Regions from separate parts of the Homo sapiens genome. Here all the other regions are linked to region 1. A link is a loop called in an ENCODE intact Hi-C map of the cell type or tissue named here. Cell type or tissue: CD4-positive, alpha-beta T cell. All regions are shown on one strand. Links, peaks and the distances in the headings refer to the core of each region. The heading gives the core; the rest is flanking DNA.

What was found. Hi-C counts contacts between places; a loop is a spot of excess contacts. Peaks named below come from ENCODE experiments on the same cell type or tissue, not always from the same donor. Only the 100,000 strongest peaks of a DNase experiment are listed, where the experiment ranks them.
Region 2: a loop joins it to region 1, with 19 times the contacts of the local background. A loop is called at or near these places in 9 of 110 quality-filtered maps.
Region 3: a loop joins it to region 1, with 6 times the contacts of the local background. A loop is called at or near these places in 10 of 110 quality-filtered maps.

Annotation. Positions count from the first base shown.
Region 1 is chr4:2,278,342-2,288,320 of GRCh38, forward strand. The region is part of intron 8 of ZFYVE28 (zinc finger FYVE-type containing 28); the gene reads right to left. Among named protein-coding and RNA genes, the nearest start is that of MXD4, 21 kb to the left of the region's middle. RefSeq lists enhancers at 2,215-2,716, 2,717-3,216, 3,985-4,044, 7,125-7,626, 7,627-8,126 and 1 more. In CD4-positive, alpha-beta T cell, for the core only: a CTCF peak has its summit at 3,400 (motif pointing right); DNase peaks (open chromatin) are centred at 3,430 and 3,790; H3K4me3 peaks cover 984 bases; H3K27ac peaks cover 2,210 bases.
Region 2 is chr4:2,348,822-2,358,800 of GRCh38, forward strand. It overlaps ZFYVE28 (zinc finger FYVE-type containing 28), which reads right to left. Exons shown (of 13, transcript NM_020972.3): 2 at 5,112-5,252. LOC105374352 (a long non-coding RNA gene) reads right to left here and starts at 2,682. Exons shown (of 2, transcript XR_925056.3): 1 at 1-2,682. In CD4-positive, alpha-beta T cell, for the core only: CTCF peaks have their summits at 5,568 (motif pointing left) and 5,788; a DNase peak (open chromatin) is centred at 5,540.
Region 3 is chr4:2,407,097-2,417,075 of GRCh38, forward strand. All of the region lies in intron 1 of ZFYVE28 (zinc finger FYVE-type containing 28), which reads right to left. Among named protein-coding and RNA genes, the nearest start is that of ZFYVE28, 6.6 kb to the right of the region's middle. RefSeq lists enhancers at 990-1,495, 1,574-1,633, 4,433-4,953, 4,954-5,474, 6,467-6,716 and 2 more. In CD4-positive, alpha-beta T cell, for the core only: no CTCF peak of the experiment used is centred there; DNase peaks (open chromatin) are centred at 5,245, 5,615, 6,155 and 7,045; H3K4me3 peaks cover 1,910 bases; H3K27ac peaks cover 2,500 bases.

The DNA.
Region 1 (9,979 bases), core at 2,459-4,958:
ACTGCCCGGCTAATTTTTGCATTTTTAGCGGAGATGGGGTTTCACCACGTTGCCCAGGCTGGTCTTGAACTCCTGGACTCAAGTGATCCACCCACCTCAGCCTCCCAAAGTGCTGGGATTACAGGCGTGAGCCACGGCGCCCAGGCTTAAAATTCTTAAAAGAAAACATTGGAGTAAATCTTTGTGGCGTTAGGCTAGGCCACAGTTTCCTAGACATGACACCTAAAGCATGGGCAACAAAAGAGAAAACAGATAACTGGACTTCATCAAACTGAAGACTTTCTGCTTCATAGGACACCACCAAGAAAGTGAAGAGAAAACCCACAGAATAATTTTTGCAAATCATGTGTCTGATAAGGACATAGTATCTGCAATATAGAAAGAATTTTTACAATCCAACAACAAAAAGACCAAAAAAAAAAACACTACTGAACAAATGGAAAACGGATTTGAATAGACATTTTTCCAAAGAAGATATACAAATGGCTAATAAACACATGAACAGATGCCCAACATCACTGTCAGTCAGGAAATGCCAAAAAAATTACAATTAAATACCATTTTATCTATTAGGACGATTAGAATGTTCCCCCCCCCCTCAAAAAAAAAAAACCCAGAAAATATGAAGTTGTGGTGAGGAAGGTGAGGATGTGAAGGAACTGGAATCCTCCTCTCTTCCTTATGGAAAAATAAAATGGCACAGACACTTTGGAAAACAGTTGAATGGATAGACAAAATGTCTATCTATATAATGGAATAAGTTTTCAGCCACAGAAAGGAACGCAGCACTTATACATGCTACTGTGTGGATGAACACTGAACACATCATATTGTCATCCCAGCCCTGTGGGAGGCCGAGGCGAGAGGATCACTTGACATCAGGAGCTCGAGACCAGCCTGGCCAACTTGGTGAAACCCCGTCTCTACTGAAAATACAAAAATTAGCTGGGTGTGGTGGCGCATGCCTGTAATCCCAGCTACCCGGGAAGCTGAGCAGGAGAATTGCTTGAACCCAGGAGGCAGAGGTTGCAGTGAGCCAAGATCGTGCCATTGCACTCTAGCCTGAAGACAGAGCGAGACTCCGTCTAAAAAAACAAAAACAAAAACACACCCATCGTGCTGAGTGAAAGAAGCCAGTCACAAAAGATCACAAACTGGCCGGGTGCAGTGGCTCACACCTGTAATCCCAGCACTTTGGGAGGCCAAGGTGGGCGGATCACGAGGTCAGGAGATCGAGACCATCCTGGCTAACACGATGAAACCCTGTCTCTACTAAAAATACAAAAAAAATTAGCCAGGCATGGTGGCGGGCGCCTGTAGTCCCAGCTACTCAGGAGGCTGAGGCAGAAGAATGGCGTGAACCCGGGAGGCGGAGCTTGCAGTGAGCCGAGATCATGCCACTGCACTCCAGCCTGACAACAGAGTGAGACTCCTTCAAAAAAAAAAAAAAAAATCACATACTGTATGATTGATTCCATTCACATGAAATGTCTAGAACAGGCGAAACCCATAGGGGCAGAAAGCAGAACCGTGGTCGCAACAGCTGAAGGGGGAGGGGAACATGGTGACTGCTGATGGGGAGGGTTTTTCTTTATGGGGTGATGAAAATGTTTTGAATTAGACAGTGATATTGGCTGTACAGCCTCATGGATGTACCACAAATTACTGAGCTGTACATCTCACAAACAACAGAAGAGAATGTTTTTCTTGTAATCGCCCAGCAAACTCATATGCAAGAAATAGCTTATAAGCTAAATGTCCATCAACAGTGGGTTGACTCAATACATTAGGTCATATCCCTATGGTGAAACAATCTCCAGAAGGATGGTCCACTGGAAATGTTAAAATATGAAATGAAAAATGTAGCATTTAAAAAATTAGAGGCGAGGTGTAGTGGCTCATGCCTGTGATCCCAACAATTATTGGGAGGCTGAGGCGGGAGGATCACTTGAGGCCAGGAGTTCAAGACCAGTCTGGGCAACATGACAAGACCTCTGTCTCTACAAAAAATCCAAAATTAGCCAGGCATGATGGTGTGCACCTGTAGTACCAGCTACTCTGGAAGCTGAGGTGGGAGGATCGCTTGAGCCCAGGAGTTCAAGGGTACAGTGAGCTGTGATCACACCACTGCACTCCACTCCAGCCTGGGCAACGAGCAAGACCCTGTCTCTTAAAATAAATAAAATAATAAAAATAAAAATTAGAGATGTCATATGTACATAAATGACACACTGGGGAAGATACTCAAGGTAAGGCATTAATCTTACACTTACTTGAGTAGTAAGATTACAGGTAAATTATCATTTTCTAAAGTCTCATCGCGGATCAAGTATTGCTTTTGTGATCAGAAGAGATGCCATTTCAAGAAGAAAGGAAAGTGCCTGCTGGCAGCAGATGGCACCCTCGGGCCCTGCCTGTGGCGAGGAACTTGTTTCCCTGTGAAAGGAGAAGCCCATGGGAAGTATTCAGCCCCGCAGCTCCAGCCCCTTGGACCAACACCCTGAAGCTGGGAAGGCTATCTGGACAAGCATCCTGCTACTGAAGCACCCCTGGAGATGAGAAATCAGGGGAAGGGCCCTGACGTTCAACAGAGAGTTGAGTGTGGCATAAGAACAATGGCTTCTACCAGCAGGTTGAGACCGAGGCCAGGCCAAGGCTGGCCGATTGCCCACGGGTAGGTCAGATCGCTGATGGCCATCTCAACCCCAGACACCCTTCACTTGCCACAGGAAAGGCCCTCTCCTGCCTCCCTGCCCTGGTTGGCTGGAAGCTCTGGTGGCGTGGGAGGGGGAATGGGTGGACAGAGAGAGCCAAGGGGCCCCATACAGAGATGTCACAGGTAGAAAAACCAATGAGGTACTGCCCAAGGGAACCGGCTGGGCTTGGAAGGGCCAAAGGGAACAAGAGAGCAGAGTGGGGAGGTAGAACCCAGGATTTCACCGAGAGCATGAGCCTGGGTCCTTCTGGGTCAGCCATTCCTGGGGCCATGTGGATGGGTGTCTTCCTTTGCTTCCTGCTGCTATAACAGAGTACCACAGTCTAGGTAATTTATAATGAACAGACATGTTTCTGGCTCACAGTCTGGAGGCTGGGAAGCCCAAGGTGGAGGGGCCCCATCTGACTAGGGCCTTCTTGCTATGTCACCACATGGAGGAAGGCATCGCATGGGCAAGAGAGAGGGGAAGGGGGCCATGCTCACCCTTTATAAGGACCCCACTGCAGCAATAACAAACCCACTCTTGCAATAACATCAATCCGCTCAGGAGGGCAAAGCCTTCATGACCTCATCACCTCTTTAAGGTCCCCCCTCTCAACGCTGTTGCAGTGGGGATTAAGTTACCAACACATGAACTTTGGGGCACACATTCAAACCACAGCAGGGGGCACTGTTTGGATGCCAGTGGCCCAGGAACACTGCCTTTGGAAGGGTGTTTATCCCCTGTGGCCAGTTGCTGAACAGACAGGGTAGGGCCATGAGGAGGACCTCAGGGGTAGATCAGACACTATGTGTCCCCCAAAAGCCAAGTCTAGTGGGGGAGCCACACACATTAACAATACAGAGCCGAGAAGTGAGCTGGTGCCCAGCGGGTCCATCCCTGTGGTGAGGAAGGGAACAGTACGGGTGAGATACAGCCACAGCTCAAGTCACAGAAAGACAGGGAGCCATGAGAAGCAGAGGCTAGAAGAGTGAAGGGCACCTGCCCTGCCAACAGCTTCCTGTGTCTCACCACAGAGTCTGAACCCTTGTCACTGATGTTCTCAAGTCAGTGGATCAACGTCACTTCAGCATGTTCACCCGGATGTCTAAAAGTCCAGCCACCTTCTGCAGCTGCCAGACACTCCCGCACCGGCTGCCTGAATGTTGCTTCCTGCCACTCTCTTACAGAAGGCAGCAAAAACTCCCTGCAACAGCCCCACTTCGGTTTGAACTACTATGAAATGTCATTCTCTGGTAAAGAAAGGCAGTGCAATTCTAAACAGTCACATCAATACCAAAGGCTGCCCAGCCTGTGTCTTCAGCTGTGTCACAGTTAGGCCACAGGACAGTGGCCAGGTTTCCAAAGTGCTCCTCTTGAACAGCACACAGGGGGGATAAATGGCTGATGTCATCATTGGGGTGGGAAAAGTGGTGAGGGGAGCCTCTGAGATGTTGGGAACATGGAACACGTCTGAATTCAGCAATTGGATAGAGCAGAAGAGGGAAGTTTACTGAACTTATAATTTTAATTCCAATTACTATGGAAAAGAAAGACCATAGCAAAGCCCAAATGAATCTGATGCAGCAAATTTAGCAAGTGAGTATGCAAACAGAAAGACAGGACTTTGCCACCTTGAACCTCTAGGAGTCTGTGAAAGAAGAGAATGCCAACTTTGGAAAGACTAACAGCATCACAGTATGTTTCTCATTATGACATCAGATACATTAATTTTTGAACTCTTGAAACCATTTGCAAAGGCTAATGAAGAGAAAAACAGCCTGTAGTCCCAGCTACGGGGAGGCTGAGGCAGGAGGATCCCCTGAGCCCAGGAATTCAAGGCTAGCCTGCGTAACATAGCAAGACTCTATCTCTAAAGAAAAATAAATAAAAAACAAAAACAAAGAACATCAAGAGTGACTGGTAGGCTCCAGAGGCAAGGTTTAATTGTGCTTGGATGTGGGAAAATTAGCAGCTCGGGCATTTGTACAACCACATACCAATTCTAATGAGCCACCTTGGGCCCTGACGCAAATGGTGGGCTGGCTGCTTCTTGTAAAAGTCATCCATCCATCCACCCACCCACCCACTCATCCATTTACCCATCCATATATTTACCTATCCATCCATCCACCCATCCATTCATCTACCCATCCACCAATCCATGCATCCATCCATCCATCCACCCAACTAATCATCCATCCATCTATCCACCCATGTACCCACCTGTCCACCCACCAATCCGTCTACCCATCATCCAATCTTCCACTCATCCACCCACCCATCTACCCACCCACCCATCCATTTATCCATCCATCCATCCATCCATCCATCCAATCATCCATCCACCCATCCACTCATGCACCCACCCATCCACCCACCCATCCATCCACCCATCCACTCATCCATCCACCCATCCACCCACCCATCCATCCACCCATCCACTCATTCATTTGCCATCCATCCATCCACCCACCCATCCATCTAATCATCAGTCCATCCATCCATCCATCCATCCAACCATCCAACCGTCCATCCACCCATCCATCCATCCATCCATCCATCCATCCACCTGCCCTACAAACATGCACTAAGCACCAACTATGATCCAGGAATTGCACAGTTCAGCCCTAAGGAGCTCACGATTTGATGGCAGAGATCAATAGGTGAACAGTTAATTATCACACACGGAAAGTGTAACAGAGGAACCATCAAGGGTGTTGTTGTGGGAGGTCAGAGGGGAGACTCCTCACTCAGGCTGGAGAGAGGTCTGGAGTGCCAGGGAGGGTTCCTGGAAGGCGCAGCATGAGGACAGCTTGAATGAAAGCCAAGAGGTGGGAAGCAGCCGACAGACTGTAGGGAACCCCCTGGTGATGCTGGGAGAGACCAGGCAGAGGTTGAGGCTAAGCAGAGGCCCACTGGGAGGGCTGGACAGTTCGGACCTTGGCCTGTTGGTCAGTGCCCCCAGAGGATGCTCCACAGAACGCAATTCCCTGTAGGCTACACTTGAGGGAAAAAGAGTTTGAGGAACAGAGCACAGGTGCTCTCTTTCTTGGAGCCCCCGCATCCACATTCATTGACATCAATCGACAGCTCAGGCTCGCTGTGGAGCATGTGGCCACACAAGACCGGATTCACGTGTGTACGCAGTGGAGGGAGTCAGCCAGCCTGCAAATGAGTGTTCAGAAATGAGACCATTTCCCACCGTGATAAAGGCCGTGTCGCCCAGGCTGGAGCACAGTGGCGTGACCACGGCTCACTGTAACCTCAAGCTCCGGGCCCCACATGATCCTCCAACCTCAGCCTCCCAAAGTACTGAGATTACAGGTATAGGCCACCGTGGCTCGCCTGGGGCTTTGAAGACCATGATGGGGAGGAGGAGAGCGCGACGGGGCACAGTGGTGGACAACCCAGCTTTCAGAGGAAGCATTTTGGTGGAGATTTCACCAATGAGATGGAGAGGACCTCAGCAGCAGGAGCCCAAGATGGGCTGAGCACAGCCTCCCAGGAGTCAGAGGTGAAGGCCTTGCTGCCCGGTCACACTGGCCACCAGGTCAGGACAATCCCACAGTCCTGGACGCCTCTGGTTCCCCAGAGGAGTTGGAGCCTGCTGGGACATCTTGTCTCCTCTTATGGTGCCTCACAAAGACCTCCGGGGGGCTGAGTCTGCAATGCACAAGGCCTGGCTTTGACTTCCTCTGTGAGTCCTGGGATCAGGGAGGGCTGAGACACCCTTCCAGGAATCGGCTCTGGAACTGTCTGCCAAAGTCGTACCAGCTCAGCTCAGGCCACAGCGGAAACCAACAGCAGGTAGACCCCTCTTCTTGGCAGGTGCCCTGAGTCTAGTACGGCAAGGATTTAGCAGGGAGGCGCGAGTGTGCTGTTTGGGGTTGAATTGGGGCCCCCCAGCAAGCTCATATGTTGAAGTCCTAACCCCCAATACCTTAAAATGTGACCTTATTTGGAAACAGGGTCATTGCAGGTGTAACTAAAGTTAAGATAAGGTCATCCAGGAGTAGGGTGGGCCCTAAGCCAACTTGACTGGTGTCCTTACCCATGGGGAAAATTTGGGTGCAGGCCCACACCTGGGCAGAACCCCACGTGGACTGAAGGCAGGGACTGGAGTGATGCTTCTGTAAGCCAAGTACACACCCAAGATGGCCAGCAAGCCCCCTGAGGCTGGAAGGCAGCCCAGGACAGATTCTCCCTTATGGCCCCAGAAGGAACCAGCCCTGCTGACACCTTGATCTCGACTTCTGGCCTCCAGAACTGCAAGACAACAAACGCCCTCGTGATTTAACCCACCTTGCCGCGGTGCTTCGTCACAGCAGCCGGGGGAACTAACACGTGGCGCTGACCCCGCCATGGCGCCGGCCCCACTGTGGCTGCCAGGCCTTTGCACTGGTGTCAGCCCTAATAACTTCCAGCAGCAAGTAAGCTGATTTCTTCTGAGCAGGCTGGAATCTCCCTGCTTCCTTTCCTCTCCAGCCCCTTGCAAAGTCATTCTCTCTCGTGGTTTTCCTGTGTGACTCGCCTTCCCAAGGAAGTCAGTCTTCTCACCACAGCTCCTGACTGCAGCTCCACAGCCCCTGGGTTGAGCACAGGCTGGGACTGAGAAGGAGACGAATGCTGTTCCGTGACCAGGGCATCCTCAGAAGGGCCGCTGCCACTGTGGGCCAGAATGAAGGACAGAACCGAGGGACAGGAAGGAGGGCTGGGCCGGTCCAGGAGGGCAGGCGCCCATCCCAGAAACAGCTCAGCGGGAGGGAGGGAAATTGAAGCCGGGATCTCAGGGCTGCCCCGCCCTGGTCAGCTGGCCGGGGTCTGTGGTCCCCACAGGCAGGCACTAGCTTGGTCCGCAGGTCTCTCCTGGATGTGTCACCCGGTCTTGGCGCATTGTCTTGGAGCACCCTCCAATGTCCATATTCCTCCGGTCTCAGGGTGTGGGCACAGGTCCAGGGGTCCTTCCAGACACTCTGGGCCCAGTCACTGCTCCCCCACCCACCTCCAAACCTGCTCCATGCAGGCACTCTAGGGGGTGCAGGGACAGTGGCCTGAGATTTGCTGCTGCAGGACTTCGGTCCCTGTGGGGAGCATGGGGTCAGCGGCCAGAGAAGCGGCGAGAGGACAGCCCCCTGTACGGGCACTGGCTCACTCGCTCTCCCAGCATGGGCTGCATGGTCCCCACCCCTCAGCTTCTCCCTCCCGGCGCCCAGGCCAGCCCTGCTTCCTGCTAATGAGACCTAAGGGACCTCAGCGGGAGGATGCCAAAAAGGCAGCAGGTCAGAGGTCAGCCCCGAGGCCTGCCCTTTGCGGGGGTGGGAGGGGGCATCAGGCGTGGACGGGGACGCTGCCTCCGAGGATGTCAAGTGCTAAGCTCCACACCTGCCACAACTGCATCTCATAGTCTCTTCTCAATCAACAAGAAGCGATGAAATAAACGTCAGCCGCTCCAGACGAGAGCGCAGTCCACAGCACCTGGATTTCAGCCTGGGGAGACCCTGAGCACAGAACCCAGCTGTGCTGAGACAGGCATCTGACGCATGGATGCTGCAGGACCCTTACTCGGCATTGCTTATACACAGCCCAGCTAGCTGATGCAAAGCTGAGACGTGGGCTCTTGGTGGAGCAAATGCGGTCTCCAGTTCACCTATGCCAGGTGGGATTAGGGAAGGAGCTCAGCCCTTGGCTGCTGACTCTCCAGCCCCTGCTCTCTGCTGTGTCCTGAAGACAGGGTGGGGGGTGACGGGAGGGGTGAGGGGCTGGAGGCACAGGATTCAGACGTCACGGTGGGCTGAATGTGACCCCCAAAATGTGAATCTGCGACTGTGACCTTTTTTAGAAAAAGGTTGTTTGCAGATTTAATTAAGTTAAGGATCTTGAGATGAAACCATCCTGGACTATCTGGATGGATACCAACTCCAATAAATATCCTTACAAGAGACAGACACAGCGAGGGGCCAAGAGAAGACGGAGGCAGAGCTTGGAGTGACTTGGCCACAAGGCAAGGAAGTGCCAGGAGCCACCAGAAGCTGGAAGCGGCAGGAGGATCATCCCCTAGAACCTTGGGCTGCAGTGCCACCCCACCAGCGCCCTCATCTCAGATGCCTGCCTCCAGAACTGTAAACCAGCAAATCCCCACGGTTTTAAGCCTCCCAGCTCATGGGTGTTCTGTTACAGCAGCCCCAGACAGGCATCTAGAGGTGGAATCTGTCATCTGATCCTAAGAGCATCTCTCACCCGCTGGGCGACCCTGGGCAGGTTATGTGGTCCAGAGCTTTGCTGCCTGAGCCACAGACACGGACAGTAAGATAGCCACTGACGGGTCAGACAAGTGAGATCCTCTCAGCGGCGTGGGTGCAGTGCAGATGCAGCAAGGGCCTCGGGCCTCACGTGCAGCAGCCGTAGGATGGGCTGAACGAATCCTGGCTTAAGCCCCTGAAGGGCCTCTGAGTTTGCAGTCACTGTTTCAACATCCAGGGAAAGTGCTTTGCGAGGAGGCGTTGATTTGCTGTATTCCTTCCACAAATCTTCCTTTCTCTGCGGTGACTGACGTGGAGGTGGCTGCGGCTGGTGTTCCCTCTACAGAGGCCAGCAGACATCACAGATTTCCAGGACGTCTGGAGCTAAGGGGAGGAAGGGGTGTCCCAGGCGCCCTTGGGATCTCTTTAGGTCTCTGGAAGGGAGACAGCCCCTCCCTGCCCCCGCCCTCCCAGTGCCTTTTGTGATGTGGACACCGCTGTGCGTCAGCAGTGGGGGCTGCAGGGCGAGGGGGGCACTCTGAGGGGGCAGGGGGAGTCACCGTAGGACCCGCAGTTTGGTTCCAAAGTACTGAACATAAGGAGACACTGGATATGGATGTGTGAATGCTCTGAAAATTAGCTATTTTCCCATCTCCTCTAATTTAGCAGCATTGCCTTGATGTCTCTTGGGATTCAGTTAGGAACACGAATTCCTTTATGTTTTTCACACTCCCTCCACCCCCACTCCTGTCTGGCCGGGCCCTATCGAGGTGCAGTGGGCCTCGGAAGGCAGAAGCAACTGGCCTGTGGTCAGATGCCCAACACCCCCACGACAGCAAGGCACAGTCACCATACAGCAGGGAGGGCTTCCTGGAGGAGGCGGCCTGGCCTGAGCAGAGATATGGCCCTACCCAGCCCTGAGTCCATGAAGGCCCGAGGACCTGCATCACCTCCCAGCCATGATCACTGGGTACAGGGCCTCCATCTCCTAAGCCCCCCTGTGGCCCCAGAGCTGGCTCCCAGGAAAACCAACAGGTGACA
Region 2 (9,979 bases), core at 4,081-6,580, 72 kb after region 1:
AATTCTGTCTTTTATCTTTGTAGCATATTTGTGATTCCCAGCTGGTTCTCTGATCCTCTTTCTACCAGAGAACTAAAATGATGCGTCTTCCATCATTTTGTAAGACAAGAAGACACCAAGAGTTCCAGCTACCCTGACCTTTGGATGCTATGGCATCAGGCAAACAACCCCTTGTTTTCTGTTTATTGCATGTTCTGACAGACGAGTCACCCAGTCTGAGTGGATTTAGTGTTCTAATTCATGAAATAAGAGAATCGGACCAGATGAGCCCAAAGTCTCTTTCAGTGCTATAGATAATTATAACTCTCAAATAGCTATGGTGAGAAGGCTGAATGTATATACTGGCATGAGATTCAAACTTTTGGCAGCTCGACACAGTTTACAATTGTTTATGTGATACCATAGCTATCATATGCCAAAAAGAGTAAGTCACACTATTCAAAAAGAAAATATGCAAACACCGCATATTCTCACTCATAGGTGGGAATTGAACAATGAGAACATATGGACACAGGAAGGGGAACATCACACTCTGGGGACTGTTGTGGGGTGGGGGGAGGGGGGAGGGATAGAATTGGGAGATATACCTAATGCTAGATGATGAGTTAGTGGGTGCAGCGCACCAGCATGGGACATGTATACATATGTAACTAACCTGCACATTGTGCACATGTACCCTAAAACTTAAAGTATAATAATAAAAAAAATAAAATAAATTAAAATGTAAATGAATCAGCCAAGCGTTCCCTGTTTCAATGATATAACTGAGTGCCTACTGTGTACTAGGCACTGGGATGTACTGGTGAGTGTTGTGTGTACACACAGCCCTGCCCTCATGGCATCTGCATGCTGCTATTGCTGTTGAGTGATGGAGTGGATACTAATAAAAAGTCAGTATTTATCGAGTAAAAAAAACCATCAATGTAATTTACCATAATAAAAATAACATGATAATCTCCGTTGACACACAAAAAAAGCATCTGAAAAAAAAAATCTAACATCTATTCCTAATAAGAACTCTCAGCAAGCTATGAGTAGGTGGCAACTGCCTTGGCCTGACAAAGGGTAGCTACGAAAATCCTACAGCTAACATCACGCTTATCTTTGGGGAGAAAGCATTCAGAGTTCCATCATTAACAAAAGATGTCTGCTCTCACCACTTCTATTCAACTTTGTACTGGAATTCTAGCTAGTTCAATAGGGTGACACACAGACACACACACACACACACACACACACACACACTCGGCATCCAGAGAGAAAAGGAAGAAGTGAAGATTATCTTTATTGGCAAAAAATTTAACAGAATCTACAAAAAGCTGCCAGAAATAATAAGTGTATTTAGAAAGTATGATATTGTAGGCCGGGCGCAGTGGCTCACGCCTGTAATCCCAGCACTTTGGGAGGCCGAGGCAGGTGGATCACGAGGTCAGGAGATCGAGACCATCCTGGCTAACATGGTGAAACCCCATCTCTACTAAAAATACAAAAAATTAGCCGGGCGAGGTGGCGGGCGCCTGTAGTCCCAGCTACTCGGGAGGCTGAGGCAGGAGAATGGTGTGAACCTGGGAGGCGGAACTTGGACTGAGCCGAGATCGCGCCACTGCACTCCAGCCTGGGCGACAGAGCGAGACTCCGTCTCAAAAAAAAAAAAAGAAAGAAAGAAAGTATGATATTGTAAAATATACGTTTGGTCATCTTCCCATTTCCTGACATACAGCTCCTAAAAAGCCTTGGACTCTCCAGAGTGATAGGAGTTCACTGGTGGCTGGGGGGCCCTAGACAGCTTCAGGATGGGGGGCTGGTCCCTGGGAAGATCAACGCATGTTAGAGGGTTGGGACTTTCAGCCCCCACCCCCAACCTCCGGGGAGGGGAGAGGCACTGAAGAATTGGGAAGTGTTCTCACCAACAGCCAATGATATATAATCAATCATGGCTCTATAATGAAGCTTCCAAAAACACCCAAAAGGACTGGTTCAGAAAGCTTCCTTTGGGCTGGCGAACACATCCGCCTGCCAGGAGAAGGGCACACCCCAACTCCACGGGACAGAAGCTCCTGCCCTTGGGACCCTTCCCGACCTTAGCCTGTGCACCTCTTCATCAGGCTGTTCATCTGTACCTGTTACTACATTCTTTATTCATAAGCCAGAACCATAAACGAAGTGTTTCCCTGAGTTCTGTGAGCCACTCTACAAATTTATCCAACCCAGAAGGGGGTCATGGGAGCCCCGATTTATAGCCAGCTGGACAGAAGCACAGACCACACCTGGACTTGGGATTGGCATCTGAATGGGGGGCCGTCTTGTGGGACTGAGCCCTCACCCTGTGGGTTCTGAGGTCACTCCGGGTGGACAGTGTCAAGATGAGGTTGAATAGAGGACCCCCACTGCTGTCCCCTGCAGAACCTGCTGGGGAATGACTCGGTGTGTGGGGAATACCCTACTCATCTGGTCATGGAGTGTTGAGTGACTGTGTGAGAGTAGAGAGTAGAAAGTAGGAAAAACCATTACCTAGATTCCCACAGAAAGGTATTAGGATACAAGATCTATATACAAAAGTCAATAGTATTTCCATATAGGAGCACCAAACAATCAAAAATTGACATTTAGGGCCAGGCACGGTGACTCATGCCCGTAATCCCAGAACTTTGGGAGGCCAGGGCAGGTGGATCACTTGAGTTCAGGAGTTTGAGACCAGCCTGGCCAACATGGTGAAACCCCGTCTCTACTAAAAATACAAAAATTAGCAGGGCATGGTGGCGCATGCCTGTAATCCCAGCTACTCAGGAGGCTAAGGCAGGAGAATCGCTTGAACCTGGGAGGTGGAGGTTGCAGTGAGCCGAGATCGTATGACTGCACTCCAGCCTGGGCGAGAGAGTGAGACCCCACAGGGTGAGGGCTCAGTCCCACAAGACGGCGCCCCTTCAGATGCTGATCCCAAGTCCAGGCATGGTCTGTGCTTCTGTCCAGCTGGCTGTAAACTGGGGCTCCCATGGCCCCCTTCTGGGGTTGGATTAATTTGTAGAGTGGCTCGCAGAACTCAGGGAAACACTTCGTTTATGGTTCTGGCTTATTTTTAAAAATTGACATGTAATAGCAATACCACTTATAATGTCATAAAAAGACATGAAATACAATTATCCCTCAGTACACGCAGGGGACAGGTTCCAGGACCCCCAGCGTATATCATATCTGCACATACTCAAGTCCCACGGCTGGACCAGCGGAACTTGCACAGCCCTCCATATATGTGGGTTTTGTGTCCTGAGAATACTGTATTTTAGATCCAAGTTAGGTTGAAACAATGCATGTATAAATGGACCTGTGCAGTTCAAACCATGTTGTTCAATGTCCAGCTGTGCTGGGCGTAAGGTGGGCCCTGTGAGATGCCCTCAGGGAGCTGGGAGGAACACCGGGGAGCACACCTGGATCTGCGGGGAGGAGAAGCTGAGAGCCTCCCCTGGGGGTGCTCAGCACAGACATGGAGCAGGATGAGGCCGCCATGTCGGGGGGTGGACAGGAAGAGGCCAAGGACTGGGCGTGGGACCCACATGGAGGAGGCTGGGGGAGGAAGGGGAGATAGGAGGAGGGAGGAAGAGGGGGAGGCGTGGAAGAGGGAAGAAGGGTCACAAAGGAGCCAGTGGGATACGAGATGAGCCAGAGGCAGGGCCCTGGAGCGGAGTGGACAGAAGTGAGCCCGAATCAGATGATGCTGAGGGACCTGGACAGTGTCCACACCCTCTCAGTTCCTTCAAAGACCCCAGCAGCAAGGAGAAGAACCTGAGTGTTTAAGGCCTTCACTATGCTGGGAGCATCCCCCTCCAGATCCTTCTCACAGGGCAGTTCTCACGGTGATACATCCCAATTAAAGCCTGTGGCAGCGGGAAGCCTGAGAAGGGGCCACCTAGCTTGGCAGCCCCCACCTCTCAAACTCACTTAAAACCAGGCTTTATCATCAACTCTGTCAGTCAACAAAAAAGCACACAGGTCACAGAGCATGTAAAGGGAACAGAGCCCCTCCCCAAAGGTTGCCATGAGGAATAGCATCTGATCCCCCTTCCTCATCGGTGGGGCCACGGGGCAGGTCTAGCACCTCTCCTCCGTGGCACTTTCCTCCTCCAGGCTCCAGGGCCCCCAGCACCTGTCCCCTGGGCAGAAGGTCTTTCTAACCTGAGCTCCTGGGGGCAGGGACTCTCCCCACCCACAGAGGCTGTCCCTGGAGGGGCCAGAACATCTGTGGGAACATCTGAACACATGGAAGGTGGAGGCTGCCACTGAACAGCCCAAAAAAGAGCCCAGAGCCTGATCCGGCCAGAAAAGTTGTCCTGGCCACACACAGGGCCCTAATGCTGCTGAGTTCCCACCGCAGCAGGGCCAGGCCCAGAGCCAGGGCTGGGGTGCAGCCAGCTTGGCCACTTTGCAGGAGCCCCACAGGGTGGGACCCTCAGGACCACGGTGACACAGTGATAGACTCCCCCCTGTTGGAGGAGCATGTGTCAGGCCCCACCTCCCATGGCCGCAAGGATTCAGCAAGACCCTGTGGGAAGAGTACACCAAGAACATTCCGGAACTTTGTGAAAACCCCTCGTCATCACTTGATAAAACTTTGCAGCATGCCGTTTGCCGTTGTGTTGGAAATGCCTCTGAGTGCTTGGTGTACTGGGAAGAAAACCTCGGCCAGGGTATTTTTAGCGGCAGCTTCCAGGGCCATCTGTCAATTATGCAGCAGATGCTGGCAGCACCATTAGTCAGTGGCAGAGTGTGACCACTGCATGGTACCCAAGCTCTGCACCAGCACCTGGGCAGGCCCACCCCTCCCACACTGGCTGCCCCTTGGCTCAGAAGCCTGCTCACTCCGCACCCCCTGCCCCCGCTCTCCCAGCCTCTGCTCCCCCAAGTGTCCCGTGCGGTTTCTCACTTCCAGCCCGGCTACCCACCCCACGCATCCTGCCCGGGATGGTCCCTCTTCCTGGGCCTGGCTTCTCTAGCACCCGACCCTGACAACGCCACCACAGGGGGCCAGCAGGTGACAAAGCCTTGGTCTACTGAGGACAGGCCACTCTGTCCAATGCCCAGCGGGGCCAGCCAGCTTCTGCTGCCCCGTGGCTCACCTGACAGGAGCGGAACTGGCTGACCAGCAGCGTGCACCGCTGGGGGTCCTTCCGCCCATCCAGGCTGTCCAGCTCCGCGGCCACCTGGTTCAGCTCCTCGTCGGCATAGTAGAACCGGGCAAGCAGCTGCGGATCCGACCTCTGCAGGAGAGAGGGGCCAGGGCCATGAGTGGGTGGGGAACTGGAGGGGATGCCTCGGTTGGTTGCCTTGTCCCCAGGCCATGTGTGGGCTCAGCCTGGGACCTTCCACCCTGAGCAGCAGCCGGCTCTTTTATCAGCTTTCCACACCAGGATCTAGAGGGAAACAACTAAAGCTGAGGCTCAGGCTGCCAGCTCAACCCCTGATTCAAGGGTCCCCAGGGCCCCTGCATTTCACCCCAGGACTGTGGGGAATCCAGATCCTTTGCTGCACCCCAGACACAAGGTCCTCACGCTCCCTCTGGTGGAGAGCCCACAGAAAAGGGGCTCTGGGAAGAGTGGGGTCCCCGGCGCTCCAGGCGACAAAAGCAGCTCTCAGGAAATTTTTTTTTTTTTTTTTTTTTTGAGATGGAGTTTCACTCTTGTTGCACAGGCTGGAGTGCAATGGCACGATCCCAACTCACTGCAACCTCCGCCTCCTGGGTTCAAGCGATTCTACTGTCTCAGCCTCCCCAGTAACTGGGATTATAGGTGCCCGCTGTCATGCCTGGATAATTTTTGTATTTTTAGTAGAGACGGGGTTTCGCCATATTGGCCAGGCTAGTCTCGAACTCCTGACCTCAGGTGATCCACGCGCCTCAGCCTCCCAAAGTGCTGGGATTACAAACATGAGCCACTGTGCCCGGCCAGGAAATATTTTTTTATTCACAAAACCAAAATATGAAGTGGCCCAGAATAACAATAAAATTTACTACACTTAAGTGAAGAATGATTGACAGTGCATCATAAACCATTTCCCATGATTCAGAAACAATTTGCCACACACCCCCCACTTCTCTAGGAACTTCACAGCATCTCAGTTTCCACACCAGTGCACTGTGGCAGGAAACTCTACGCTCAGAGGTTCCCCTCCCACCAAACACGCAGGGGCTCAGAAGCTGGTCTTCAACTGCAACCACCACACGCCCCAACCCCGCCTGGCCTCCTTGGTGCTCTACGCACACAGCACGGCCACCGTCCCTTGGCACGTGAGGTTCCCACTGCCCCAGGATGCAAACAGCTTGTTCCCCTGGATCAGAGTTTCGAGGATTCAAAGAAGCCCCTTACAAAAGTGATGAAGTCCTTGAAAATATATATATATATATATATATATATATATATATATATATATATATATATATATATATATATATATATATATAATGATTCTTCTTTTTTTTTTTTTTTTTGAGACAGAGTCTCACTCTGTCGCCCAGGCTGGAGTGCAGTGGCGTGATCTTAGTTGACTGCAACCTCTGCCTCCTGGGTTCAAGCGATTCTCCTGCCTCAGCCTCCCGAATAGCTGGGATTATAGGCATCCATCACCACGCCCGGCCAATTTTTGTATTTTCTGTAGAGATGGGGTTTTACTATGTTGGCCAGGCTGCTCTCAAACTCCTGACCTCGTGATCCACCCGCCTCAGCCTTCCAAAGTGCTGGGATTACAGGCCTGAGCCACTGTGCCCAGCCTATATACGTATTTTTTGAGACAGGGTCTCACTCTGTTGCCCAGGCTGGAGTACAGTGGCATGAGCATGGCTCACTGCAACCTCCGCCTCCTGGGCTCAAGAGATCCTCCTGCCTCAGCCTCCCAAGTAGCTGAGACTATAGGCACACATCACTATATTCAGCTAATTTTAAATTTTTTCTAGAGATGGGGTCTCCCTGTGTTGCCCAGCCTGGTCTTGAACTCCTGGCCTGAAGCCATCCTCCCACCTTGGCCTCCCAAAGTTGCGGAGATTATAGAAGTGAGTCACTGTGCCTGGCCTGAACCTATTTTTATAAAAAGGACTCTTTATAATCACAGAGAGAAAGACAGAGGAGAGGAGAATATACCAAATCGCGCACAGTTCGAATGCGCTGGCCGTGTTCCCCACAGACTCCCATCTCCGTCGGGGCCGTTTCCTCCGTGTGCTCTGGCCTGCCACCCCTCCCCTCTGTGTGGCCTTGGCCAGGGTCACTTTGTCCTGACTCTTTCCTGGCCCTCCAGTCCTCACTCTCTGGATCAGCTCAAGACACTGGCCCAGACCCCTGGGGTGGGGAGAGCAAACCCCAGTGAGGCTGAGCAGACCCACACGAGGCCATCCACTGCCCCCCTGCCTGGGCTCCAGCGACGGCTGCATGCACCTGAGACCTGGGCAGCCAATGGGAAGCCTTCCCTGGGACTGTTCACAGGAGGCTGACGGAGCCTCTGCACCCACTCGCTCTCCGGCAGATGCTGCCTGAGCAACCACTCTGCTAGGAGCCGATCTGGACCTGGGACACAGCCCAGAGCAAGACAGACCCAGACCCCGCCCCCCCGGCAGTTGGTGTGCCCGCCCCCTCCCCGGCCGTTGATGTGCCTGCCCCCCCGGCCGTTGGTGTGCTCACAGATGCCAGAGACACAGAGATGGACGGTGGGCACTGGCTGCCATCTGCTCCCACCCTCTCAGCACCACTGCTGTGTCCCTGCACTTTGTGCCTTTCTGGAAGTAAACACATTCCCTCCATGGGCCCAGGCAACCCCGGAGAGCCACAAGGTCGCAGTCGCCCAGCGACCCCTCCGTGATGAAATGGGAAGAAGAGTGGGGTTGGGAGGCAGGAGACACTCTTAACCTTGTTCCTGCTCTACTGCGTGGAAGGAGAGGAGGGGAGGCGGGGAAAGTGAGGCCCAAAAGGCCCCTCCTGGCCCTTCCCCAAGGCCCGAGCCCCAGGGAGTGCTGCACTTTCGAAGCCTTGTAGCTGTCAACTTACAGATGAGCAACTGGGCCCTTGACCTTTGCTTCAGATGCAAAGGTCATTTTTTTTGAGACGGAGTCTCACTCTGCTGTCCAGGCTGGAGTACACTCTGCTGCCCAGGCTGGTGTGATCTCAGCTCACTGCAACCTCCACCTCCCAGGCTCAAGCAATCATCCCATCTCAGCCTCCCAAGTAGCTGGGATTACAGGTGTAATCCCACCACCACATCCAGCTAATTTTTGTATTTTTAGTAGAGACAGGGTTTCACTGTGTTGCCTGGGCTGGTCTCGAGCTCCTGACCTCAAATGATCCATCCGCCTCGGCCTCCCAAAGTGCTGGGATTACAGGCGTGAGCCACCGCACCCAGCGCAGTCCCCAGAATTCTGACCTTGCTTATGGGGTGACCGCCAGCTTCCCCTCCCCTAGAATTCTGACCCAGCTTCTGGGGTGGCCACCAGCTTGCTCACCTGGGCCCGGGACCTGCCAATGCCCCTCCTCGCTCCCAAGGAAGAGGGGAAGAGCCAAGAACAGCACCTTCCTACCAGAGGGCAGAGGAGCCTTCCTGCCACTTCCTGAACCAGGAGGGAGCATGGCCCCTTTTCGGGGTGGGGCTGAGCTCGCAGCCTGCCCAAGGCCTGCATGAGACCCGCTGGGCCTGACACCCACCTCAGGCATTAGTCCAGGTCAGCAGAGCCACCAGCTCCCTTATGGCCCCAAACCTGCCCGCTCCCCTTCAGAGCAGTAGGTATGGGAGGGTGGGAGAAGCAGGGGCCTGGTGTGGATGGTCCCACAGCAGACACCTGGCTGTGACTGAGGTGGCCCGGAGCCCTCACAGTCCCTCTCCACGTGTGTCCCGCAGCCCTGACTGCAGCTCGCTGACGAGACACCATCTGGCCCAGCAAACAGGCCAGGTACTGAATTTAGGGCACTGGATGACAACACCTCCTGGAAGCTAAATCTCGGCTCTGAGAAAGAGGACACGAGCAGGGGCCACGCAGAGACCCCCAGAAAGGAACCCAGAATCATTCTCTGCCCTGGCACCAAAAACCTCACAACACTAGTGCAAGGAGTTCCCAGCAACGCCAGGTCAACACGGGCCCCTCGCTGCTTGGTAAGCGGAGGAGACGGCTCAGCCACAACGCAGGTGCATGAAAGGCTGATGGCAGCGTGGTGCTGGCACACAAAGCCCCAGTCATCACACAAAGCCCCGGACCAAAGAGGGGACTGAGCCTCTGAGCAAAGAATGGGGTACTTGCATGTCCCCTCGGCTCACTCACACACTTCCTCTCCTGTGCTCTGGAGAGGCCAAGAACCACCGCCGTGTGTGTGCAAGTATGTACATGTACACACATGCACCTGTCCATGGCTGTGTGCGTGTGAATCTGTGCGTTGTGCATAAGTGTGTACATGCATGTGCGTCCATGTATCTGTGTGCATGTGAATATATGTGCAGGCATGGATGTGCATGCGTGTGTGCATGTGAGACCAGTGCAGCAAGTGTCAAGATGAGCTCCCACAGGGGTGACATGCCTGTCTACTTGGCAGGGAAAATGCTAGAAACGGGCGCTCATCACCAAAATAAAAGGCATGGGAGGTAGGGAACCCTTCAGGGACGGGCCTGATACTTGACCCCTCCTGGCCCTGCCTCCAGTTAGCGGGGATGCTTGGTGCCCTGCAGGGAAGCCGACTCCCACCTGCAGAAGGCAGCCTGTGTGCCTCAGGGCTCCCTGCCTTCCTCTTGGGGCAGCTGAAGCCTCTGAATGGTCTCCCATGGAGCTGAGGTGTTACTGAGCACAGACTGCCCTGCCAGGCCTGCTCACTGGTGGGGTGGGCCTGGTGGGGTTGGATGAGGCAGATTTGCTGTGTGACCTTATCATGGGCTAAACTGTGACCACACCCCCCAAATTCAAACATTGAAGTCCTAACCCCCAGGACTCAGAATGTCAGAATGTGACTGTGTTTGGAAACAGTAT
Region 3 (9,979 bases), core at 4,802-7,301, 130 kb after region 1:
CCCACTCCCTCCCCGACTCCTGGGCCCCACCATTGCACCTTGCCTCCCACTCCTTCCTTCTGACTTTGATTTTCCTCTTGGAGTACATTTTCCAGTACTTCTTCAGCAATGATTTGGGGGCGGTTACTTTTTTGTCTTCGTCTAAAACTGTCTTCCATTTTGCTCTCCTCCACGAACGACAGCTTAGCTAAGCCCAGAACTCTACTCTGACTTTGCTCCCTGTGGCCCTAGAAAGATTTCGCTCCACAGTCCTCCAGGCCTCCAGTATTCAGCCAGTCCAGCAGAGGCCCCTGTGAGGTTGCAGCCTGTCCCCTTAGGCCCCTCAGATGCTGCGTTCTGAGCATCTGAGGGGCCTGCTGTGCCACTGATTCCCATCTGGGGTGTGGGCTTATGAACCTGATGATTCAACTCGGGAAGATTCTCAGCCGTGAGCAGAAAACAGCCTCCTCTCTCCCCCTGTTTTCGCTCCTGAAGTCCCAGGAGTTACATCTGGAACCTTCTCATCCCTCTGTGCCTCAGAAGCTCCCACAATTGCACAGGCTGGAGTGTAGTGGCACGATCTCGGCTCACTGCAACCTCTGCCTCCCAGATTCAAGTGATTCTCCTGCCTCAGCCTCCCGAGTAGCTGGGATTACAGACGCACCACCACGCCCAGCTAATTTTGTATTTTTAGTAGAAACAGGGTTTCACCATGTTGGCCAGGCTGGTCTTGACCTCCTGACCTCGTGATCCACCTGCCTCGGCTTCGCAAAGTGCTGGGATTACAGGCGTGAGCCACTGTGCCTGGCCTGCCTTGTGGTTTCTATCCTCAGTCTCTTGGCTTGGTTTGACCTTACGCATGCCAGGGAGTGTGCTCACGGAGAACCCCTTTCTCCTCTGTCTTGTAACTTTCTACTATGAACTCCACTTCAGAGGTGTGGCAGGAGGGCTCCTCCAGAACACCATGTACCTCACTCGGCCAGGCTGCCCAGGTGACCCTGTGCTGAAGTGGCCTATGGGGCTTTCCTGGCCCCCTGGCCTCCAGGCCTCAAGGCCACAGATTCCTGTCTGACCCTTGCTCCAACCTGCCCTCACTGGACAGCAATGCTTCACCCAGTCCTGGACCAACACATCTCCCCTAACCCCACCATGCCCTGGGCCTCCCTGTGAGTGCTCCCAAGAACATCCTACCAAGCCAGCATTTCCCTGCATCCCCACACCTGCCCTTTGAGATGTGACTCTGCTACTCCCCGCACCGAGAAGTGGAGGTGACAGCCCCCCCCATTTAATGGGGGCTGGCCCTATGGACACTGTGGAGGTGATGCCATGTGACTTCCAGGCTGGGCCTCAGGATCACCTTGCCACTCTGCTCCACTGCCCTGAGACTCAGCATCGGGGAGAAAGCCTGGAGGGGGCCTGCCTGACAGCTGCACCAGCCGGGGTGGACCAAAGGCCGCAGATGGTTCAGCTGGCTGACCCTTCCCAACTGAAGCTCCGCCCAGTTGGGCCCCGCCCAGGTAAGCCCCATCTAGATGAAGCCCCACCCAGGTAAGCCCACCTAGATGATGGCGCCCCATCCAGATAGAGTCCCGCCCAGATGAGTACCACCCAGGTAAGCCTGCCTAGATGATGAAGCCCCGCCCAGATGCCACCCCGCCCAGATGCAGCCCTATCCAGATGGCCCCACACTGTGAGTCCTGCCCATATAAGCCCCACCTAGATGAAGCCACGCCCAGGTGAGCCCCGCCCCACGGGCTGATCCACCCAATCCTGACGTGGGGCAGCAGTGATGGTTTGAAGCTCTCAGTTCCCGGCGGTTTCTAAGTGGACCTTCCCATGCACTCAGCTTTAGGTTTTAGTTTCCTCTTATTTCTGGCACTAGGGGTTACACCTTCTCTCTTGCCAGCTCAGTACTTTTAAAAATGTTTTTGTGATTTTATCCAACATGCCTGGGCATCTCGCAGTGGGGAGGTCTGCCTTTACGCGGTCTGTGACACAGCCCTGAACGCCCCTGGCCCCCCACCCTCACATTCCCCGTGGAGTTGCATGGCCATCAAACACACTGTCCAAACCCCTACTTCTGCACCCCCATCTCCACCCTCCACCTCGCAGCTCCTCTCCTGAGCTCCCCATCCCCAAACAGCACCTCTCCCCCAGCCAGGTCCCACCCCCACCAGGCCCAGATCCATCTACTTTCTCCATCCAGAGTCGCCTGCTGCCATCCTCTCGCTGGAATCCCCGCCACCCACCAGTCCCAGCTTCCAATCTCGTCTCTCCCACAGCAGGCCTGGAAGGACCCCGCAAACAGCAGTGCTGACCCCATCATGCCCCCACCTTCCTTGCCTGTGACCCATCCCCAGGCGACCTCCCAACCCCATCTGCAGCGACCCCACCTTGTCCCCTGTGCTCCAAGTGCACCCAGCCTTTCAGGCTCCGCGACCCACACCCCCTTGCCACTCACATCTCAGCAGCCCCCTCGCCCCCACTCCGCTGGCTGCTCGCTGTCCCTCCGATCCCTGGCTCAGGCAAGGCCCACATGGCCTGACAGCCTTGGAGATTCCCACTGAGCAGCCCATGCCGGCGCTGTGAGAAGGCTGAGTCCAGTACACCCACGGTGGGGTGGGGGGGCTGACCCCTGCGGGCAGCTCTGTGGGAGGAGGTCGGTTTGAGAAATTTGTCAGAACTACCCAACCACGATCAATCCCAGACACAGAACTCCTTCACGCTGTCTTCTGGAAGCCCCAGGACAAGGGCCCTGCCAGCAGCACAGGGTGGGAGGAGAGGCTGGGCTGGGACTTGAGGATCCATCTTCAGAGACCAGGAAGATGCCCCCGCCAGGTGGCCACAGTCAGCGGGCCAGGCTGGCAGGGTGCTTTCCAAAGCCCCCAAGTCAGCTGCCTACGCAGAAAGCCAAACTCAGGAACCATGGCTCTGGGCCTATTTTCCTATTTTTTTTTATTCAGGGGCAAAACACCTTTTCCCTTGATTATCTGTTAACCTCAAAAAGTGGTACAATTCCTTTTTTTAAATTGAGGTGAAATCCACACAACATACAATCAACCATCTTAGAGGGTACAATACAATGGCATTTACTGCGTTCACAATGCTGCCCAACCACCACCTCTTGCTGCGTCAAAACCTTTTCATCACCCCAAAAGGAAACCCCATGCCCTTTAAATCATCACTCCCCATTTCCACTTCCACTCTCCAACCCCTGGCAACCGCCGATCTGCTTTCTGTCTCAATGGATTTGCCTCTTCTGGACATTTCATAGAAATGGAATCATACAAGACGCAGCCCTTTGTGACTGGCTTCTTTTGATTATCATCCTGTATTCCAGGCTCATGGCGATGGCTTGTATCAGAACATCCTCCCTTTCTTTTTTTTTTTTTTTTTTCATTTTTTTAACTTTATTTATTTATTTATTTTTATTTTTTTGAGATAGAGTCTCGCTCTGTTGCCCAGGCTGGAGTGCAGTGGCACCATCTCGGCTCACTGCAAGCTCCGCCTCCCAGGTTCACGCCATTCTCCTGCCTCAGCCTCCTGAGTAGCTGGGACTACAGGCGCCCGCCACCACACCCGGCTAATTTTCTGTATTTTTAGTAGAGACGGGGTTTCACCGTGTTAGCCAGGATGGTCTCAATCTCCTGACCTCGTGATCCGCCTGCCTCGACCTCCCAAAGTGCTGGGATTACAGGTGTGAGCCACCACGCCCTTTCTAATGCTAATGTCATGCCATGGTGTGGAGGGACCACATGTATCTGTTCTTCCTTCCATGGACGTTTGGGTTGTTTCCCCCTTTTGGCTGTTATGTATAAAGCTGCTATGAACATGAGTGTACAATTCTTAAATGTATCTGACATTTAAGTAGTTGATTCTGCTTTTAGGTGTTTTTTGTAATCATGATATCCCTAAAAATAATTGGAAACATTCTCAAAAACTGAAATCCAAAGAAAAAAACATTGCCCTAAGGACACTATCCTAAATTGGGTGTGCTAGCCCAGTCTCCCCAGGAAGCCGGTGTAAAATACCACCTTTCTGGTGGGGGAGAGCCAAGCGCAGCACAGCTGGAGCAAAACCCACCCGTGGCAGAGACTTAGAGAGCCAGCCATGCAGTTTGGACCCATGTTCCTTGTCCATGGAGGGGCCCCCCCACTTGATGTGTCCCCTACACCCCCTGCCTCCCTCCAGCAGGAAAACAATGAGAAATGGAAGAGCTTCAAAATGCTTACTGTAAGAAGGAAAAAATCATTCCATTCATCCTATCCAACTATTCTACATTAATTACCATAACATAAAATGTTCTATTCTACTTGTGCTTAATCTATTCAGATCAGTCAAAAAATATCCATTCACTTTTGTCTTCCTCCTTCAAACACTTGACTTGCCCATCAATATCTAAGTTTTTTTTGCAATCCAACTGAAAAAAGACAAAAGTAATCGTTTCACCAAATGGGACTCATGTAAAATCCGATGACAGTCCAGTGCCTTCCTGCAGGAAAGGAGACTTTGCCTGACGCATACGGGTGCCAGCTCTGGGGTCCCGCGGACAGGAGTGTAAATCCCAGCCCTGCTTCCTCCTGGCTGTAGAGGTTCGAGCAAGGTGACTTGTCTTGAGACCCCATTTGTAAAACAGGGTGCATCAGCATAGTTTAAACGTTCACAAATGACCCTCACACCTCAGTGCCTTAACGGATAGAAGCTCATCCCCTCACATCACAGTGCAGCACAAGTGCACCCCAGCCCCTTCCCCGCTGCCACCCGAGCCCTGGAGTCCTCTCCTAGGTCCTGGGCATCCAGACAACAAATGGGGGGCACAGGCCATGGGAGGACAGCATGAGAGGTTTGGGGGCCAGTCCGACATGGTGAACCCCATTGCTGCCCACACCGGCTGCAGTCAGCCCTGGTCCTGACAACCATAGAGGAGGCAGGTGCTCACGTGGTGAGTGAGCACATGGCAGCATCTCCCCCCTGGGGCGCAGGCAGGGGCAGGGCGCATCCTTCATCCTCAGGGGGACCTGTAACCAGATCCACGGGGATGCCTGAGGCGTACTAAGTCAGGGTCTGTTCCCAGCAACCAAGTACCCGCCACCTACCAGAAAAAGGCACAGGGGTGGCAGGCCCCCACTGAGACGCTTTCACTCTCAGAATGGCCTGGCTGGAGGAACTGGAAGCTGTGATGGCCTCTGAGACTCCAAGAAACACTGACATGAAACCCTAAGGTAGCTAAACGTTGGTTCTGTGGAAGTCCCCGCCTGCTTACACCACCCACTGGTTCTGCCATTATTGACTGGGGTCATTGGTTGAGCTGTTACTGTGAGTCTTGGACAGAGATGATCTCCTCACATGCTCCCAACAATTCCAGAAGGCAGGTCTCAGCATCCCCACCTGACACTAGGGAAACTGAGGCACAGGTGTGGGAGGGACGAGAATTCCCAGCCAGGCCCTGGAGCTCCAATGCTATTTAGACACATGACCGGCAACCACTGAAGACAAGAAAACACTGGGGAAGCACTGAAACCCACAGCCTTCTCAGCATTTATTTTTCTTCAAATTGGAATCAGCTCACCATTATTCACCTTTGCACCCGGCACACCCTGTAGCTGCACAAGGCTGTCAACTCAAACAAAACCACACCCTGGCTGTCACTTACCAGCTCTCAGATGTGCACCTTCACACATTTAGAGCAAGCACATCCGGTATTCTGGGAATTCTTGGTGGCTGAAAATGGCCACTGAAGCCGCCTTAAATTAGCCATCTCTCCTCTTAAGGTCGAACAAAATGACCTAAAGACACTCAGCCTGTGGGGCAGGACACTGAGGCCCTGCTTCCCTCCCCCGTCTGCCCTGCCTGCTGAGTCCAAATATCAATTACGTGAAGCTCTCGACTCTCTGCCTCTGACTCGCCCATTTAACAGAAACCATACCAGACGTTTCCAGTAAGCGCCCAGCCCTGCCCTGCCAGGGAAGGAGAGCCCTGAGTGATGACAGAGTCGGCGCAGGGAGTGATGCTCGCCCTCTGTCTGCAGCCCAGGCTCTTAATTGCCCTGCAAATGCCGCTGGCACAAGGCAAGGCATGTGAGGTCCCACACTCCCCCAACCACAAACAGAAACCTCAGCAAAGCGCAGGAAATGAGACGTGAGCTGCCCGCTGAGAGTCACTTCCTAAGAGGCCAGGGAGTAGGTTCTACAAAGCCACCTCAAGAGCACATGGGCTCTCAGGCGTCCGCACTGCACTCCCGCTGACCACAGCCTGAGTGCTGATGTGGAAAAAGGAAGGCTTTCTGGGAGGGGTGGCATGACCTGGATGCAGAGCCGCCGGGGGAGCCCCAGAGCCTTCTGAATTCAGAGAACCACACACAGCTGAGAGAGACCGGTGCGCAGGGCCAGCCACGCCTGCTCTGACTCAGCACTGCCAAGCGTCCTCCCAGGACTTCCTGAGCCCCCTCCGTGCCAGGCGCCCGCCAGGAGAGGGAGCACCGCCGGGCTCAGCCTGTGCAGCATCCGGAACACTGGCTTTCCAGCAGCTCACCTCAGAGAGAAACGTGCCAGGCCAAGGACAACCCCCTGCCACAGCTGGGCACTTGGAGTTTATCAGCTGAAAACGAATTCATCAGTAGCCTGGCTAGAAGTTATCACTCAAATCCCAAGTCCCTGGAACAGGGTCTGTGCTTGGCATGGGGCATGGACGCAGTGCTGTAGGGACAGCCATTCGTTTCCCAGGTGACGCAAAGCAGGGAAGTCAAGGCACATGCCAGTGACTGCCCTCTCATAGGCCCCACTCGTGCCAGGCCCCAGTGTCCACCAAGACCCCTCCCACAGCCTTCCAAGCCCCAGCTGTATACTTCTGGGGGATCTCTGTCATCGCCCCTCACCCTCAGCCACCAGTGGGGAGCCCCAAAAGGAGGACTGGGCTGCGCCTCATCTCTGCACTTCGGGACCAAACAGATATATCCAGACCTTGCCCCACCCCCCACTCTGGGGCCCGCCCCCATCTGCCACTTCGTTTCCAGGGTGCCGCCCCTCTCAACCAGGTGGCCAAGGTACAGAGTGCTGGCCACCAATGGGCAGCTCTCTTCAAGGGCCCATGACCAAGTGGGCTGGAACCCCGAAAACCCTCAGGTGACTGAGGCTGGGTTAACAAGAGCCGAAGGGCAGGAAGTCCCATACTCAGTACTGCTCAGTCCTGGCAGGTTCCCACAAAACATGCCAGTGGGGTTGGCACCCAGGCAGACTTTACCAAACCCAAAGGGGTCTTCTTTCATAAAGCACACACACCCAGCAAGTCACTCAGGCTTCTCTTGGCAAAGGCCATGTCATCGCTAATCTGGGCCTGGAATGTTTACAGGAAGTTGCCAAATACACATCACTCAGTAAGGCAGATTTATAAGGAATGTTCTCCTACAAAGCGGGGGGACAAGAAAGGTTAATAGCCCCCACTCTGAAAACGGTCTGGGGGTGCAGACAAGCGAGCTCTTCTCGGAGTGCAAGGTTGAGCATGGTAACCAGCCACATGGGAACTACCCCATCCACCCAGCCAGCATAACCCACTGAGGGTCAATTCCTCCTCAAAGATGGAAAACACAAATTCATCCTGAGTGATATTAATATGCTCTTTGGTGATGGCCAGGAAATCTCTCCCAGGTCCAGGTAAGTGTCCAGGTCCCTCTCCCCCATGCCGGGAATTCTCACCTCCTAGTGACCAGGAACTTCCAGCCAGGTCAATCAATAGAAAGTCATAACCAAGCAAGAAACACAGCACTGAGACTTTTGTTTCAGATGAAGACACCAACCATGCCAAAATGGTTTGCCTTTCTAAAGCATAAACTCTCTTGAAAAGACTTTAAAGAAAGGCAAGAAAGTATTTCACCAACATCAATAAAGCAGGACAAGCTGACAGGTTTTCCTGCACCGTCTCTTCCTGGGAGTGTTCAAAGTCAGGATAATACTTACAAGATCTGAACACTTTATACCAAGAAAAATCATATTGGTGTTTAAAAGACTGATTAAGAAAGTGAATAGAAATATAATTTGCAAATGTCATTTTAATGTTAAACTTTTGTATTATTCATCAGGCATTCTTTTACTCAACTTAGGTAGCTAACGTAGTAGCTAATTTTTATTCAGATATCAAAATGTATGTCACACAGGAATATTTTTCAGCATTTCCAATTGCTTTTTATAACTATAAGAACAGTGAATAATATTTTCATTTCAGAATATTTTCCACCATATTGTGATGAACAAGAAGCTCAGTGCTGGCCAAGCACAGTGGCTCACACCTGTAATCCCAGTGCTTCGGGAGGCTGAGGCAGGAGGATTGCTTGAGGCCAGGAATTTGAGTCCAGCCGGGGCAACATAGTGAGACCCTGTCTCTACACACACACACACACACACACACACACTTAAAAATTTATAAAAAGAAGCTCGCTGTGCAGTTTTAAACCAAAGCAGGAATTCAATTAAAAATTCAGTTTGAATTGTACATCTATCTAAATACAAAGTGGGAAAAAAATTCCTGACTGCAGGCAACAGTCTCCCCCAGACACATCCTCCCACAGCTAATGTTTAACACTTCAACTCTTCCAGGCCCAGAATCTTCCCAGGACTGACTTTGTGCTTATTTGTGCCAAAATGTGTTAAATTAGACAGGAAGGGGAAGCATAAAATTCAATTCATAATCCAAGGCAAGAATCTGAGCTTTGGTTTGAAAAATGAAAAGCTATGGAGTGACATAACATACTCCGACCCTTCAAACAATCAAGATATTTAACTCCAAAGACATTTCTCAAATAAGAGACAGCCCAAGTTCAGACTGCCCACAGGGCACCAGCTCCCAGAAAAATGCTATGGCCAGAGACAGATCTGAAATGGAGATACGTCTCAAGTCCAGAGCTCTGGAGCTACTACCAGACAGCATGCCAGGAGAAGACAACGAGAAAAAGGAGAGATCCACATCAATCCTGTTCCATCCCTTCTCCGGAGGCACACAGCTCTGGGCTGATCCCTGGGATCAGCTGATTCACTGGCTGTGCCCTCTTGGTGCCCGCCGCCTGCCTGGAAAGGCAGCTGCCTGCTGAAGAGGAAAAGTTGGGAACGCAATTCCTAATTCTCAGGACAACGTCTAGTACCATGTTCTACCTTTAACCTGTCTTCCCTAAACGGAAACAGACAAGGCCATCCTGAAATTACTCAGCTACTCATGAAACAGAGTCTACAATTATTTTTCCTTCCTTTTCAACACGATTAGAAGGGTGATCCCCCAAATGCGGCCTCTTCCACAGCCACGTCCGGAGGGGCATCCCCTAGTGTCCCAGCAAGTGCCTTCAGCGACACCAGAATGTTAGTTAAGACCTAAGACACATTTCTCCAGCTGCCTCCCGCCATTTGTCACAGAAAATAATGCTGCTGCACGCCCCCAAAACGCCGTTTTACAAGCAGACTTGGTTTTCAGTAACTGGTGAGGAAAAGTCACTGGAACCAAACACCATTCATACAGCTATCCAGAGCGGAGGCCACCGCCCTACCCCGGCAGAGGCACATGGGGGCAGCAGGCAGGACCGAGAGGGGCTCGAAGGCGCCGCAGGAGGAGAGGCTGGGCGCAGACGGCTCGGCCCCAAACCACACCCAGCGCCAGGAAACGCAAGGCTCGGGACGAACCCTTAAGAAGTCGCTGCTAGGGACAGGGAGGTTGGGAGCAGGGAGTGACGCCACAGGAACCCTGAATCCCCCCGAGTCCCCTCCCAATCAAGCCAAGGCCGAGCAAGGGGCGCCCCATGTACCGTAAGCCCTCAACCCAACACTCCGGCAACGACAAACAGAATTCCCCGACCTCAAAGGCCGTGAAGCACGCGCCCTTCGGGGCCCTGAGTGAGCCCTCAAACCTCCGTGCCGATCTTCCAAACCCACCTCCCGCCTTCCTGGAATGGGCGCACGCGAGGCACGGATTTCAGGAAACCTCTGCCGTGACAGCTCACCCACGGTGGAGGCGGAGGCCTGGG